Regions from separate parts of the Homo sapiens genome. Here region 1 is linked to region 2. Evidence: chromatin contacts called from ENCODE Hi-C or POLR2A ChIA-PET data. All regions are on one chromosome and are shown on one strand. The core of a region is the stretch at or near the end of the contact, and the rest is flanking DNA. Distances in the headings are between cores, read along the strand shown. Region 1 holds the start of SLC35F3-AS1 (SLC35F3 antisense RNA 1). Region 2 has its middle 18 kb from the start of COA6.

Region 1 (7,024 bases), core at 1,690-4,189, 84 kb after region 2:
TGAAAGCTGCTGGTGCCTCAGTCTTATATGGAAATGAAGAAAATAAAGGTACCTACTCTACTGAGTTCTTATTCGGTTTACATTATTTAATATGTGCACAGTGCTTAGAATAGTACCTGGCACATATTAATACTAAACAAATGTTAGCTAGCAGCAGCAGCAGCAGCATCTTCTGTGCTATATATATATATATATATTTTTTTTTTTTCAATACTTACCAATGATGTTTCATTTATCAGAGTTGACCTGATCGGAGAACATACTGCAGGAAAACTGACTATCTGAGGTCAGGACCTGAGTGATGTGTGTCTGTTTCAGGATATGTGTTGTGTGTGTATGTTTGTGTGTGTGTGTGTGTCTGTCTGTCTGTCTATCTACCTACCTAACTACCTACCTACAAGCCAACCCACCCACCTATCTATCTCAGCTGATGTAGGAGTTTTGAGCATCCCTCTGTCTCTGCAATATTGAGAAAAGAATCTGTGTTCTCTTAACTAGGGGTGACATAAAATAAGGAATTCAGGGGAATGAAATTGATATCTTAATGAATGAGATATAGGCTGAGTATTCCTTATCCAAAATGCTTGGGACCAGAAGTATTTTGAATTTCTAATTTTTTTTTTTTTGGGATTTTGGGATGTTTACATATCCACAATGATGTTATCTCAGGGGACGGAACCCAAGTCTAAACAAGAAAACCATTTACGTTTCTGATACACTTTGTACACATAGCCTGAGGGTAATTTTCTACAATATTTTAAAGAATTTTGTGCATGTAACAAAGCTTTGACTACGTTTTGACTGTGACGCATCAAATGAGGTCCGGTGTGAAATTTTCCACTTGGGTCTTGTCGGTGCTCAGAAACCTTCAGATTTGAAGCATTTCAGATTTTGGATTTTCCGATGAGGGAGGCTTTCAGAAGGGTTGTGGCAATATATGTCACAAGGTGGTGAGGGTCTGGAATAGAATAGGAGTGGGTGGGAATGTGGTATATGAAGAAAGAAGTAGGGCATTGATGGAGAACTCATTCTTTTTCATTTAATGCAAATAAAATCCCTCTCTAGTATTCTGCATGGCATTTTTTGTTCTTTGGCATCCTCCAAGCCTGCATGCCACTTTTAAGACAGAAATAGAGTCCTTGAAATGCAGAATTCTGTCTGCTTTTGTATACAACATTGAAGATTAATGTTTGTGAGGACTAGATAGACAAGGACTAGGGGCAAAGTCACCAGCCAGGGTGTTCTTCCTCAGCAGTTGGAATCTGCACCATCACAATCGCCTTGGCTTGGATGGCTTTTCCAAGTGTGGTTAGGAGATGAGCAGAGAAGTGCATTATCCTACTGTCAGCAGGGAGCCCTGGCGTCTCGTGCCCTGGCCTTGGTGTGCTCACTCACAGACATTCCTCTTTCCTGAAGTTACTATCCAGGGATCCCACTTGACAATTGATTATGTGCTGTTTTCTGTGAAATTTCTCGAGTTTCTTTGTAATGTTGTGCATGTCTCTATGTAGCTGTTTTCCTAAATGGATGATCCTATCCCTGGAAATACCAGACCATGTCTTATACCATTTGGTATCTTCTCCCATCCTTCCTAATGCCTGTACCAGTGTCTCTATGTGTTACAGCACTGAGAAGGCAACGAACAATCCACAAAAACCAGGCTGATGAATTAAAAATCTCTTTGGTGACGCTGAATACACAGACTGTGCAGCGTGTTGGTGAAATGGAGAAGAAGTTGAAGACCTCACAAAACGGTCTTTTAATTAAGATTTTTGTATTTGTTCTCCAGCTGCCTGGAAATTCCAATAAGACAGTTTTAATTAGAACCAACGTTCACATTTCCCCCTGAGAACTATCAACATTTCGCTAACCCCAATTTTTAAGAATCAAGCTATGGAGACCATAGATAACTGACTTTGTATCTGTTTTTCCTTTTAAAAGTGGAGTTCAATGCATGTGATGGTTTTTTTTTAACCAAAACACTATCCAGCATGTGGCCTATTTTGTACACAAATGCTACCATGTGCAGCATGTAATGAGTATGCGGTCCACAGTCACTTGTGCTGGTCAGTCTTACCTTTTGCTTCATCTGGATGCCTCCGGGAGCTGGATTGTGGCACCCTTAAGCAGGGGGACTTTCCAGACTGTGTGTATTCCTCCCAAGCCCTCAAGTATCCTAAAAATCATTTCATGAATCCTCCATCAAGTCCCCATTTCTCCATTCAGATGCCCCCGATTCCTTCCCTGCTCCAGACCCTCAACACCTTGTGCATGATGAATTGTAGCAATCCTTCTGAAGGCCTTCTGAAGCCATCCTTCTGAGGCCATCCAGCCTTCACCTGACCTCTTGTGAAGTCTTGCATAATTTAGAATCTGTATCACGTAATTTATAACTCAAATTTTCACGATCCTGAAAGATGGAGTATTATTTTGTGATAGCAGGATGTGCTTCTGGCCTTCCTGCTGCCTCTTCAAAAATGCTCAGCACAAACCTAAGTTCTTGGCTACTCCAGATAGGGGGGCAGGACAGACTGCTGGAATTGTAGGGAGGCTCGTGGGAGGGGGGTTGCCTGGGCTTGCGTTCCCTGCATCCCCTGTACCACTCACACCGGTGTGGGCCCTTCTGGGCAGTCATCAATAAAGAAAGTCAAAGAAAGCCATCGCCAAGCTTCTGAAGACTTATAGGCAACAGCCTGTATAAGGGATAGTAAAAATAAGTAGACACAGCTGGCAGTCAGACGTCTGGGTTTGGAAATAATGATTCAAATCGATGCATTGAAGGTAGGAGTGCCAACTCCAGAGAACCAGGCAGGGACAGCTGGAGTGAGCCCATGCTGGCAATTCCCTGAATGCAGCAGGTGTCAGATGATGACATAATGCACACATGATTCAATAATGGATTAGGGAATACAAGGAAAAGGTGACAGAAAAGCAAGAGAGGGATCCGAGGAGTGCCGACCAGAGAGGCAGTTCATGTAGCCTCATTAGTAAAGCCCCCAGGGGCTGTGACTGTCCTGCGCGGGCTTCCAAGTCCACCTGAGAGTTCTGATGCTGTGCTGACCCCATGGCACATCAGGGGCAGCGAGCCTGCTGTCCACACTGGCTGGGAGAAGCAGCAGCCAGGCAAGAGAACAACAAACAGGGGCAGGCAGCCACCCACCAAGAGGACATGTGGAACCAGGCAGCACGCCATTTGGAAAGCAAGTCTATATGGGAGTGGTCACTATCATGGAAAGGAAAAAGAATGGGAAAACCTGAGATTTAAGAAAGACCCAATGCTGTTCTAGAAGCATCTTCAGAAAGAGCAATAAAGCTTCTTTGGGGAAGTCACAGGACACAGACTCTCCAGGGTGGAAGGGATCTTGAAGAGCACAGAGGCCAAGTCCTCATCCATCTCTCGACTTCCTTCATGACTCATCTGAAGACGGCTGGATTGGTCTATGTCTGTACCCTACCCTCACCCCACAATCCCAGTCCACCCTATCTCAGAACAATTTCAAATGCAGGGGAGGATCAGAGATGAAGATGTTACTCCAAAAGTATACATGCAAAGATGTTCTGGAAGTGCTACTTCTTAACTTGTCTGGTCTTATAGTCTGTGGTTGAAGTGAGTTTCTCCACTTCTAGAACGCTTTAGGTCTTGTTTCCTGTCCTCTTTGAAAAGTTTTATTAATAATTACGTGCTGCCCTTCTATTACTCCTACTTTCCATACCCTGGAAAGTATACACGGTTCTAGAATATTCCATTAGGAGGGCCAGGTAAGGATTCTTAAATATGAATGGATTTTATCATTCTCTGCCTGTTGTCTTCACACATTTGTTTCTTTCTTTTTTTGAGACAGAGTCTCGCTCTGTTGCCCAGGCTGGAGTGCAATGGCATGATCTTGGCTCACTACAGCCTCTGCATCCTGAGCTCAAATGATCCTCCTGCCTCAGCCTGTCAAGTAGCTGGCACTACAGGCATGCTCCACCATGCCTGGCTAATTTTTGTATTTTTTTGTAGAGACGGGGTTTTGCCATGTTGTCCAGGCTGGTCTTGAACTCCTGGACTCAAGCGATCCACCCACCTTCGCCTCCCAAAGTTCTGGGATTACAGACCTGAGCCACTGCATCTGGCCTTGTTCTCTTCACACATTTCTTAAATGGAGCTCAATCCCTGCACTCATTAATTGAAGGTCAAGGAATTATCATTATTCACTGGGATCATGGTACCAGATTGATTTACTAGCAATATTTTAGTTTTTCTTTGTGTACAAAGTCTATTCATGATATGATAAAACCTGAGACACAAATCTCAATGAATGAAGTTCTTGCTTTCGGCAAATGTATTATTATTAAATAACATCAATGCATAATAAATAACATTTTAAAATTTATAGCACCTTTTACATTTTCCCTGATGGGTCTCAAGGGACCTCACAAACACCTGTTCAATCAAAGATAACAGAAAGAGCATTATTTCTCTTTCACAAAACGAAAAAACTCTGAACCAGAGAAGGTGAGACATTTACTAATAATTCTGTTTTCAGTTTCTGTATTACTAGTTTCCACAAGAGTTCAGCAACAAGATTTCAAGGACTTTTCTTTTTAACGATCTGAAAATGAAGAATGACTCATCATACTATAGGTGCCCTGTATATGCTTCAAAATAAGTGTGTTTTTTGCTCAGTTCTTGTGCCTTCTCGGACCCTCATGACAACAATAGGAATAAACCTACGTAGAAAGTCTATCTCAGTAGTAATGATTGGGGCAACCGAATGGACTCGACTGACTCATATTTCCCACACATCTTTAAATTTATAGCTGGCCTCTGACTATTTTAGAAAGCCTATGATTTGAACTTCATCCAAGTTTTAACAGCAATAAAATTCCACAGGAAATGGGTTCTTTAGAATCCAAGAAATGCACACTTAGGCTATTGCCTACAATCAAATTATTCTGCTGTTGGAGTTGTGTTGCTGGAGAGAAGATGATCCCTTCTTCCCAGAAGAGGCCATGTTTTCCCATATCACAACATGCATAGAATTGGCACTGGTCAACACTAAACCTTCTATAAGCATGATGAGGACAACTTCTGAGCAGCATCATCAAGCTTGCCTCTCCTGGGCCACTACAACACCTGCCTCCCACCTTGACAAGCCCTGCGTCAGGCAGGCATCATCCCAATTTGGCCTTGCAAGTTGTTACACGAACATCCTTCAAGAGTGATGCCTGAAACAATCAGTTGCCTTTTTGTCTCGCAAAAAGCCTTTGCTCTCATCTCAGCTTAGAATGTCCATCCATCACAGTTAGCAGGGCTGGGCCAGCACGGACCTCCAGAATGTGCAATGAGCTTTGTAGGCAATTACCACTTTCTCCAAGGGCTCTGTAGGATGAGGGTGAAGTGAATGTCATTGGAACGGTAGCATTGTGGTCTAAAAGCTGCATTCTGCCACAGATCAACATGATGAAATGTTTAATTTAGCCTAAAATTATTTATCTGTATCACCGGCCATGCCTCAACCACATACCCCTCAATATGTAAACAACAATAGATTTATCTGTTTTATTTCTGAGAAGATAAGATAACCTGAGAATTTCTTTATAGAATTTGTAGAATGGACCCTCTCCTTGAGGCTGGTGGCTTCCCTTTCTGAAGCCAGGATGATTTTATGACTCACTGGCAGAAGCAAAATGACTCTGAGATGGTTTCTTGGTGTGGGAGGAATTGAGGCAGGGGGCAGGTGCCAAAAATTTTGCATAACCAAAATGAACGAAAACAAAATCCACATGTAGGAATGAAGGTATTAATCAGGAGGTATTAGTCTTCATGTATTAGTGAGAATTTTTAATCCTTGTAACTCAGTTTGTCCTAGAAGAGCAAGTGGACAATGGGCATGGGTTTGTGGGCTTTAATGAAGATGTGAAGGTTAGTGTTTTGGTCCATTTAGTGTTGCTATAAAGGAATACCTGAGGCTGGGGAATTTATAAAGAAGAGAGGTTTGTTTAGCTCATGGTTTGCAGGCTGTACAAGAAGCATGACACCAGCACCTGCTTCTGGGGAGGCCTCCGGGAGCTTCCACTCATGGCAGAAGCGGAAGGGGAGCCAGTGTGTGCAGAGATCACGTGGTGAGAGGGGAAGCAAGAGAGAAGGTTGGGGTGCCAGCCATTTTTTAAAAAACCAGCTCTTATGAGAACTAATAGGGTGAGAACACACACATCCCAAATCCAGGGGTTCTATTCATGGGAACTAACAGGGTGACAACTCACACAACCCAGAATCTATTCATGCCCCCATGAGCCAAACATCTCCCATTAGGCCCCGCATCGAATAATGGGGATTGAATCTCAACATGAGATTTAGAGGGGACAAACATCCAAACTATGGCACTTAGAAATATAGCATGCTCTGCAACTCACCAAGGGGTGCCAGTTTTGGGAATGTAAAGGGAGGGCAGCATGCATGCCTGAGTGGGTGGGTGGGGTCTGGGACACACTGGGCTGCAGGAAGGAGGGACAGTGACCAAAATAGGTACTTTTGTCAACTTAGCATAAATTAGCCCTGCATTTGATCCTGGGCATCCCTGGAAGATGTACCACCTGGTTGATCTATTCTGTTCTATTCTGGTTACTTCCCACCTTGCCTGTATAGGAGGCCCTTTAGACACCATCTCTCAGTAATCATGGTTTGATAATCTCACCAGCTGTGGGAAGGGTGAGGCCCCTTTTTTGCTTCTGTTAACAGTTCAATATCAGGAAATGGTCCTCCTCCAATTAAAATTTTCTTTAAAATATTAAATGAAATATTCTTTAACATATTAAACTAAATATTGGATGTGTAAAAATATTTACACTACATGAAAGGTGAAATAACAGTATGCTCAACAATAAGCTTAAAAACTAGAACATTTTCAGTAACTTTGAAGACTCCATGAGTCCTTCCTTTTCCCCAATAGACTACTATTATCATGGGCTTATATTCCTTTTACGTTTTTTATAGTATTTATAATAGGTATGTACTATATATGTGTCTGTGTGTGTATGT
Region 2 (6,887 bases), core at 657-3,156:
GTCATGCCTCCTGTACAGCCTGTGGAACTGTGAGTCAATTAAACCTTTCTTTCTTTATAAATTACCCAGTCTTAGGTAGTTCTTAATAGCAGTGTAGGAAAGACTAATACAAACTGGGTGGCTTATAAAAAATCAAAAATTATTTCTCAGAGTTCTGGAGGCTGGTAAGTCCAAGGTCAAGGAGCTGGCAGATTTGGTGTCTGTTGAGAGCCTGCTTCCTGGTTCCTGTGTCCTCAGAAGGTGGAAGAGGCAAGGGAGCTCTCTGGGGTCTCCTGTATAAGGGCACGAATTCCATACATGAGGACTCCACCCTCATGAACTAATTATCTCCCAAAGGCTTTACCTCCAATCCAAATGCCCTCACATTGGGGATTACATTGGGCATATGAATTTGGGGTTGGGGAACACAAACATTCAGTCTATAGCAAGAAGAAACAGGTAGTACGGTAGGGGCAAGATCTGGGAACAAGAAGAAGCTCAGATAAAGAGATGGGCATCTGTAGGGTAGTGGTGGGAGATACCAAAAAAATCCAGACAAGGTTCTAATGTAGAGGGTACTCAATGCCATGCTGAGACATGAGGGCATTCAGTGGTCAGCAACAGAAAGCCACTGAAAGTAATTAAGCAGGAGAATAACATGCTTAAATATCTTGTTTATTATAGCCCATCATCTCAGTCTGAGCTCCTTTTGATCTTGAGTCTGTCATTCAAACTATGGAATTATCTCTTCTAGCACTGCCACCCCCTGCAGGTTTGATAGACATCTTCAATTATGCTTTTCTAACTAGACTATCAAAGCATACAAAATTCATAGCCCTCATCATATCCCTAACAGTGACTTCCCTCCAGGTTGGTGATTATTAAGAATCTTTGGGCTATGCTTATCTAACCACAGAACTCCCATGTATAATGGCATCCAGTCCATAGTTTTCAATGATAGTAGCAGATATTATTGATTACTTACTATGTAGTCAGTACACATGATTTACATTCATTATCTTATTTAAACCTTTCACCAAGCCTCAGGGATGAGGCTCTTGACACTTACTGTGAGTTCCTTGAAATTGCAGTGACTTTCCTGTCCCAGACATTTGAATCATCATTCTATGTTTTGAAGCTTGATTGAAAACTAAATACATTATGAATTTTATCAAATAAATCCTTCATAAAACCTTCAGGTATTTGTACCCCCTTTAATATCCACTTGGTTAGTAGGAAGAGTTGTAGAATTCACAAGCTCAATTAGAGACTTCATTTTTTGCTTGTGTTTTTTGAGGTTATATGAAACGTTTTAAATGTGACCTGGGAGAAGAGTGAAATAGAGTTTTAACTTAACCAGGATGCATGATTTTAAAAATCGAAGTAGGCCTGAATTTCCTGAAAATTTTAAAATAATCTAGTAGTGCCAGCATGAACCTTAGTCACTTAGGCAATAGAGAAGGTTTTCATGGAAATCCATTGGTCTGTTTTAAATAAATACCTTGAATATTAATAGTATAAAAGAGCATTATCTAAGTAATACTGAAGCTTATTATCAGCTGAAACTTTCTTGATCATGATGGTTAGCCATTTACGCTCACATCTGTTAACAATGGTGATTGCTTTCATCAGGAAAACAACCTTTAGATATGCAAATAGCTCTTTCTGAGGATCCGGCAAGATGGCAGAAGTAGAGCAGAAGAAGAAGCGGACCTTCCGCAAGTTCACCTACCGCGGCGTGGACCTGGACCAGCTGCTGGACATGTCCTACGAACAGCTGATGCAGCTGTACAGTGCGCGCCAGCGGCGGCGGCTGAACCGGGGCCTGCGGCGGAAGCGGCACTACCTGCTGAAGCGCCTGCGCAAGGCCAAGAAGGAGGCGCCGCCCATGGAGAAGCCGGAAGTGGTGAAGACGCACCTGAGGGACGTGATCATCCTGCCCGAGGTGGTGGGCAGCATGGTGGGCGTCCACAACGGCAAGACCTTCAACCAGGTGGAGGTCAAGCCCGAGATGATTGGCCACTACCTGGGCGAGTTCTCCATCACCTACAAGCCCGTAAAGCAATGCCGGTCCGGCATCGGCGCCACCCACTCCTTCTGCTTCATCCCTCTCAAGTAGTGGCTCAGCTAATAAAGGCGCACATGGTTCCAAAAAAAAAAAAAAAAAGATATGCAAATAAGTGTGGTAGCTAATATTCTGTCTCCTTTCCTTCACACCTCATAGATTTTCAATCCCCAGATGTATTTTCATCTTTAGAGAAATCAAAGGTGTGTTTCCTAATTATGTTATACTTTTGCATTAAGTTTAATGAGTTAAATTATAAAACTTTTTCCATTTATACCAGTGGGGTTAGTAAATGGGCCTCTGGCTAGGGGCTATTATAGCCCCTAGGCTATTATCTCATGATCTTCCAAGTACCAGAGATGGGTAGTGTAATGAAGGGCCTGGGGTCTGGTTCAGGACATGCTTTCTATTTTACTGAAGAGTTCTCAGAACAGAGTGTGCTCTGCTTTCTCTGGTTGCTCTGGGGATTTCTGTTCACTAAAATTGTTGCCTAACATTACACTAATGACTGTTCCTTAAGAGCTGATTCTTAAGAAGGTAGGGCATGACCTATAGATTTCCTCGCAGACTTGGTACAATTCACAGGAAATAAACATAGAGAGGTGAATTACTTGTCAAAAATTACATTGCTACTAAATGGCAGATCCAGGATTTGAACCCCTAAGGTCTATTATAGAAAATGTGATATATTATCTTGTGTGGTACTCTGGGGAGAGGCCATGTTTACTTGGTAGGGACTTTGTCTCTTCTGTTTGGCCTTCGATTTCCTATCTAAAGTAAATGTGCTCTAAGTGTCAGCAAAGATAATCGGGCTTAATGGTGGAGCAGAAAGTTGGCCAAATATAGCAAATGTCATTATATGAAGGAAGAGCTCATTAAGTCTCACTCAGCTATCTTTCAATAGGCAGAGGGCTTTTGGAAAGAAGGCCACCTTGTTTGGAATTAAGTTTTATTTTTATCATAGTAGTCTATGTATAAAGTTTATTTCATTTTTTATTTCTTTATTATTTTATTTTTATTTATTTTTTGAGACAGAGTCTCGCTCTGTCTCCCATGCTAGAGTGCAGTGGTGCAATTTTGGCTCACTGCAACCTCCATATCTGGGGTTCAAGCAATTCTCATGCCTCAGCCTCCTGAGTAGCTGGGACTATGGGCATGCACCACCACGCCTAGCTAATGTTTGTATTTTTAATAGAGATGGGGTTTTGCCATGTTGGCCAGGCTGGTCTCGAACTCCTGGACTCAAGTGATCTGCCTGCCTCAGCCTCCCTAATGTCGGGATTACAGGCATGAGCCACCACGCCTGGCCACAAAGTTTATTTTAAATCGAAGAGGTCTACGAGGATTTTATGAAAGCCAATAGTCTATCCCCTATTTCACCCAATTTTCAACTCTTCCATTTTCCTTACCTCCACATTTCTATATAGAATATTTCTTAACTTTTCAAGTTTAGAGAACATATATTGACTTCCTACCATGTTAATGATATGATAAATACACATTTATTATTTACTTTATACCAAGTATTTTTATCAGTACATTATATATAGATATAAACTCATTTTATCTTTATGATAACTCTTTGAAGTAAGTAGTATCATCTTCATTTTCCAGATGCAGAAACTGAAGTACAAAGAAGTTGAGTAACTTACCTAAGATCATACAGCTAGTAGGTGTCCTGGGATGTGAAAAAAGGCAATTTGGCTAGGAAGTCCAAATTTTAAGCCATTTTTCTGTGCACCTGCCCTCCATTCCGGTTTACATTCTCTTCCTAACTACATTTCCTACATTCCTCTAATTTAATTTTGGTATGATTTTTGGTTAAATTAATTGTTATTCTTTACATTATTATGGTTATACCAATGCAGTGCACTGCCGAGCCATGTAATGTACTACTTGTATGTTTTCTTTCTTTTTTCTCCTTCCTTTTTCCTGTGATTGATACTAGCCTTTTTGAGGGCCTGAATTTTTATCTACCTATTGTTAATGCTTTTCAATTATTTCACTGTTTCTCCCATGTGTATATTAACAATATGTTTCTATTCAGTCAAATATCAATTGTATGTCTTTATTTCCTGGAAACTTCTTCCTTCTGCTTCAGTATGTAATGCTTGCTCTTTGTAAAAATTTCATTGGGAGACTTCCCTTTGTGTCAGATATCCTCTTTCCTGGATCCCATGTCATCTTCTTTCTTGTTTTAATTCATTGTTTTGGTAGAACATATTTTCCAGTCTTCTTTTGGAAGGGTACATAGCGGGTATTTGAGCCCTTGAATATCTGAAAACATCTTTATCCTGTCCTTGTGCTTGATTGAGAGTTTAGCTGGCTCTAGAATTCTAAGCTGAAAATAATTTTCCCCCAGAATTTTGAAGGCATTTGATTATTTGTCCTCTGGCTTCTGATGCTGCTATTGAGAAATATGAAGCCATTCTGACTAATAATTTGTAAGTATTCTCTACTTATCTTTCTGGAAGTTTTCAGGATCTTCTTTGGTATTCTGAAACTTCACAGTGACATCCCCTAATATGAGTCTCTTCCATATCTTTAGCTAGTGTGAGTATTGGTGAGTATTTTTAATCTAGAGTCTCATGTCATTTGGTTCTGAGAAATTTCTTCCTCTCTCTTTTCTCTGTTCTGTATTTCTTGAACTATTAGTAGGATGTTGGATTTATTGGATTGATCCACTATTTTTTTCTTGTATTCCATCTCTTCTAATTTTGTCTTCAAGGAGATTTAAACAAATTTTTAAAATTTCTTCAGCTGCAAGTAACAAAGACTGAACGTCATGCGTTAAGCAAGATAGAAGTTTGTATCTCTCCCTTATGTAAAAGTTCAGAGGTAGGTTGTCCATTGTTGCTATGCCAACTCTACTCCATGAAGGGATTCAGTCAGGCTCCTTTTATCCCCAAGTTTACCTCATGGTGTATACCAGTTATCTTTTTAAGAAAGTCTCTACAAGTTGCCACAAAGTACTTTTACTCACATTTCAACAAGTAGTCACAAAGCCACAACTTGCTGCAAGGAGAGTGGAAAATGTAGCCTTTATTTTGGGTGGCTAGGAGGTTAGCAAAAAGTTCAAGGAGGATTACTTGGAAAAAGGTAAGAGCATATCTCAGACCTGCCATTTCTCATTGATTCTGTCATATTTTCTACAGTGATGATCATGTTATCCGAGAATATAGACAGGTTTACTTTTTCCTTTCAATGTGGATACTTTTTATTTCTTTTTCCTAGCTTATTGCAACAGCTAAAACCTCTAGTACAATGTCTAACAGGAGTGTTGAGTGTCATCCTTTTCTTGTTTCTGATTGTTGGTGGAAAGCATTCAATCTTTCACCATTAAGTAATATTAATTATAGGCTTTTTGTAGATGCCATTTATTAGGTTGATCCTTTTATTCCTACTTTTCTGAGAGATTTCATACATGGATATGGGCTTTTGTCAAAAGATTTTGTGTGTGTGTCTATTGATCATATGGTTTTCTTTTTAGTTTGGTAATATAGTGAGTTACATTGATTTATTTTATTATTTTTTATTTTTTGAGACAGAGTCTTGCTCTGTCACTCAGGCTAAAGTGCAGTGGTGCGACCTTGGCTCACTGCAACCTCTGCCTTCTGGGTTCAAGTGATTCTCCTGCATCAGCCTCCCGAATAGCTGGGACTACAGGTGTGTGCCACCCTGCCTAGCTAATTTTTGGTAGGGACAGTCTTTGACTATGTTGGCTAGGCTGGTCTCGAACTCTTGACCTCAAGTGATCTGCCCACCTTGGCCTCCCAAAGTGCTGGGATCACAGGAGTGAGCCACCGCGCCTGGCCTGGTTGATTTTTAAATGTTACACCAGCCTTGCATTCCTGAGATAAACCCCATTTGGTCAGGGTATATTATCCATTTTAGATGATATTCTTGAATTCAGTTTGCTAAACAATTATTTAGTATGTTTGCATTCACTTTCATGAGATACATTGTTTCGTAGTTTCTTTTCTTGCGATATCTTTGCCTAGTGTGGTATCAGGATAATGCTGGACTCTTTATGAATTGAGAATTATTCCACCTTTTCAGTTTTCTGAAACAGTTTATGTATAGTTGGTATTATTTCTTTCTTAAATATTTGGTAGAATTTATCAGTGAAGCCTTCTGAATCTGAAATTTTCTTTGTGGGAAATCTTTTAATTACAAATTTAATTTCTTTAATAGATATAGTGCTATTCAGGTTATGTATTCCCTCCTAGGTGAGCTTTGCAGTTTGTGTCTTTCAAGGAATTTGTCTATTTCATCTAACTTGTCAAATTTATTGACATAAATTTGTTCATAATACTCCCTTATCACCATTTTAATATCTGTGGAATCTATAGTGATATCACATCTCTCATTTCTGATATTGGCAACTTGTAATTTCTCTCTTTTTTTTTGTTAGTCTGGCTAGAGGTTTATCAATTTTATTGACCTGCTCACTGACCAGTTTTTGGTTTAGCTGATTTTCTATTTTATTTATTTCCACTTTGATCTTTATTATTTCCCTATTCTGCTTACTTTGGGTTTAATTTTTTGTTTCCCAGTTTTTAAAAAATTGAGGCTGTGGTCAATGATCTATCTTCTTTTTCTAATCTAGTACTTTAGTGCCAACATTTTCTAAGTAACGTTTCGGTTGTATTTCTCAAATTTTGATATACTGTATTTTATTTTCATTCAGTTAAAATGCTTTTTAATTTCTGTTTTGATTTCTTCTTTGATTTATGGGTTGCTTGAAAGTGTGTTGTTTAGGTTCCAAATATTTGCGGATTTTCCAGAGATCATTATGTTATTGATTTCTAATTAAATTCAATTGTAGAATGCTTACATTCTG

The links. A loop is a pair of places that touch in the nucleus more often than their neighbours do. ChIA-PET counts read pairs that join two places held with the same protein, here RNA polymerase II (POLR2A). Pooled maps may share reads with other maps.
Region 1: a loop to region 2 is called in a map with no recorded cell type, with 4 times the contacts of the local background. The contact joins the promoter of SLC35F3-AS1 here to the enhancer-like site in region 2. A Hi-C loop is called at or near these places in 1 of 168 maps with a recorded cell type or tissue (pancreas), 1 of 37 single-sample maps with no recorded cell type and 6 of 50 pooled maps. POLR2A ChIA-PET finds 5 or more read pairs at or near these places in 2 of 52 experiments (A549 and activated CD4-positive, alpha-beta T cell).

The regions. Positions count from the first base shown.
Region 1 is chr1:234,268,937-234,275,960 of GRCh38, reverse strand. SLC35F3-AS1 (SLC35F3 antisense RNA 1) reads left to right here and starts at 2,939. Exons shown (of 2, transcript NR_183711.1): 1 at 2,939-3,759; 2 at 4,530-5,553. The region is part of intron 3 of SLC35F3 (solute carrier family 35 member F3); the gene reads right to left. It overlaps LOC105373206 (a long non-coding RNA gene), which reads right to left and starts at 2,898. Exons shown (of 2, transcript XR_949283.4): 1 at 2,078-2,898; 2 at 1-1,793.
Region 2 is chr1:234,351,915-234,358,801 of GRCh38, reverse strand. It overlaps the pseudogene RPS15P2. Among named protein-coding and RNA genes, the nearest start is that of COA6, 18 kb to the left of the region's middle. RefSeq lists enhancers at 1,616-1,665, 1,686-1,795, 1,846-1,945, 1,986-2,105. Within about 2 kb of position 1,906, at least 8 of the 41 ENCODE cell types and tissues checked have a DNase peak (open chromatin) inside an H3K27ac peak, as active enhancers do.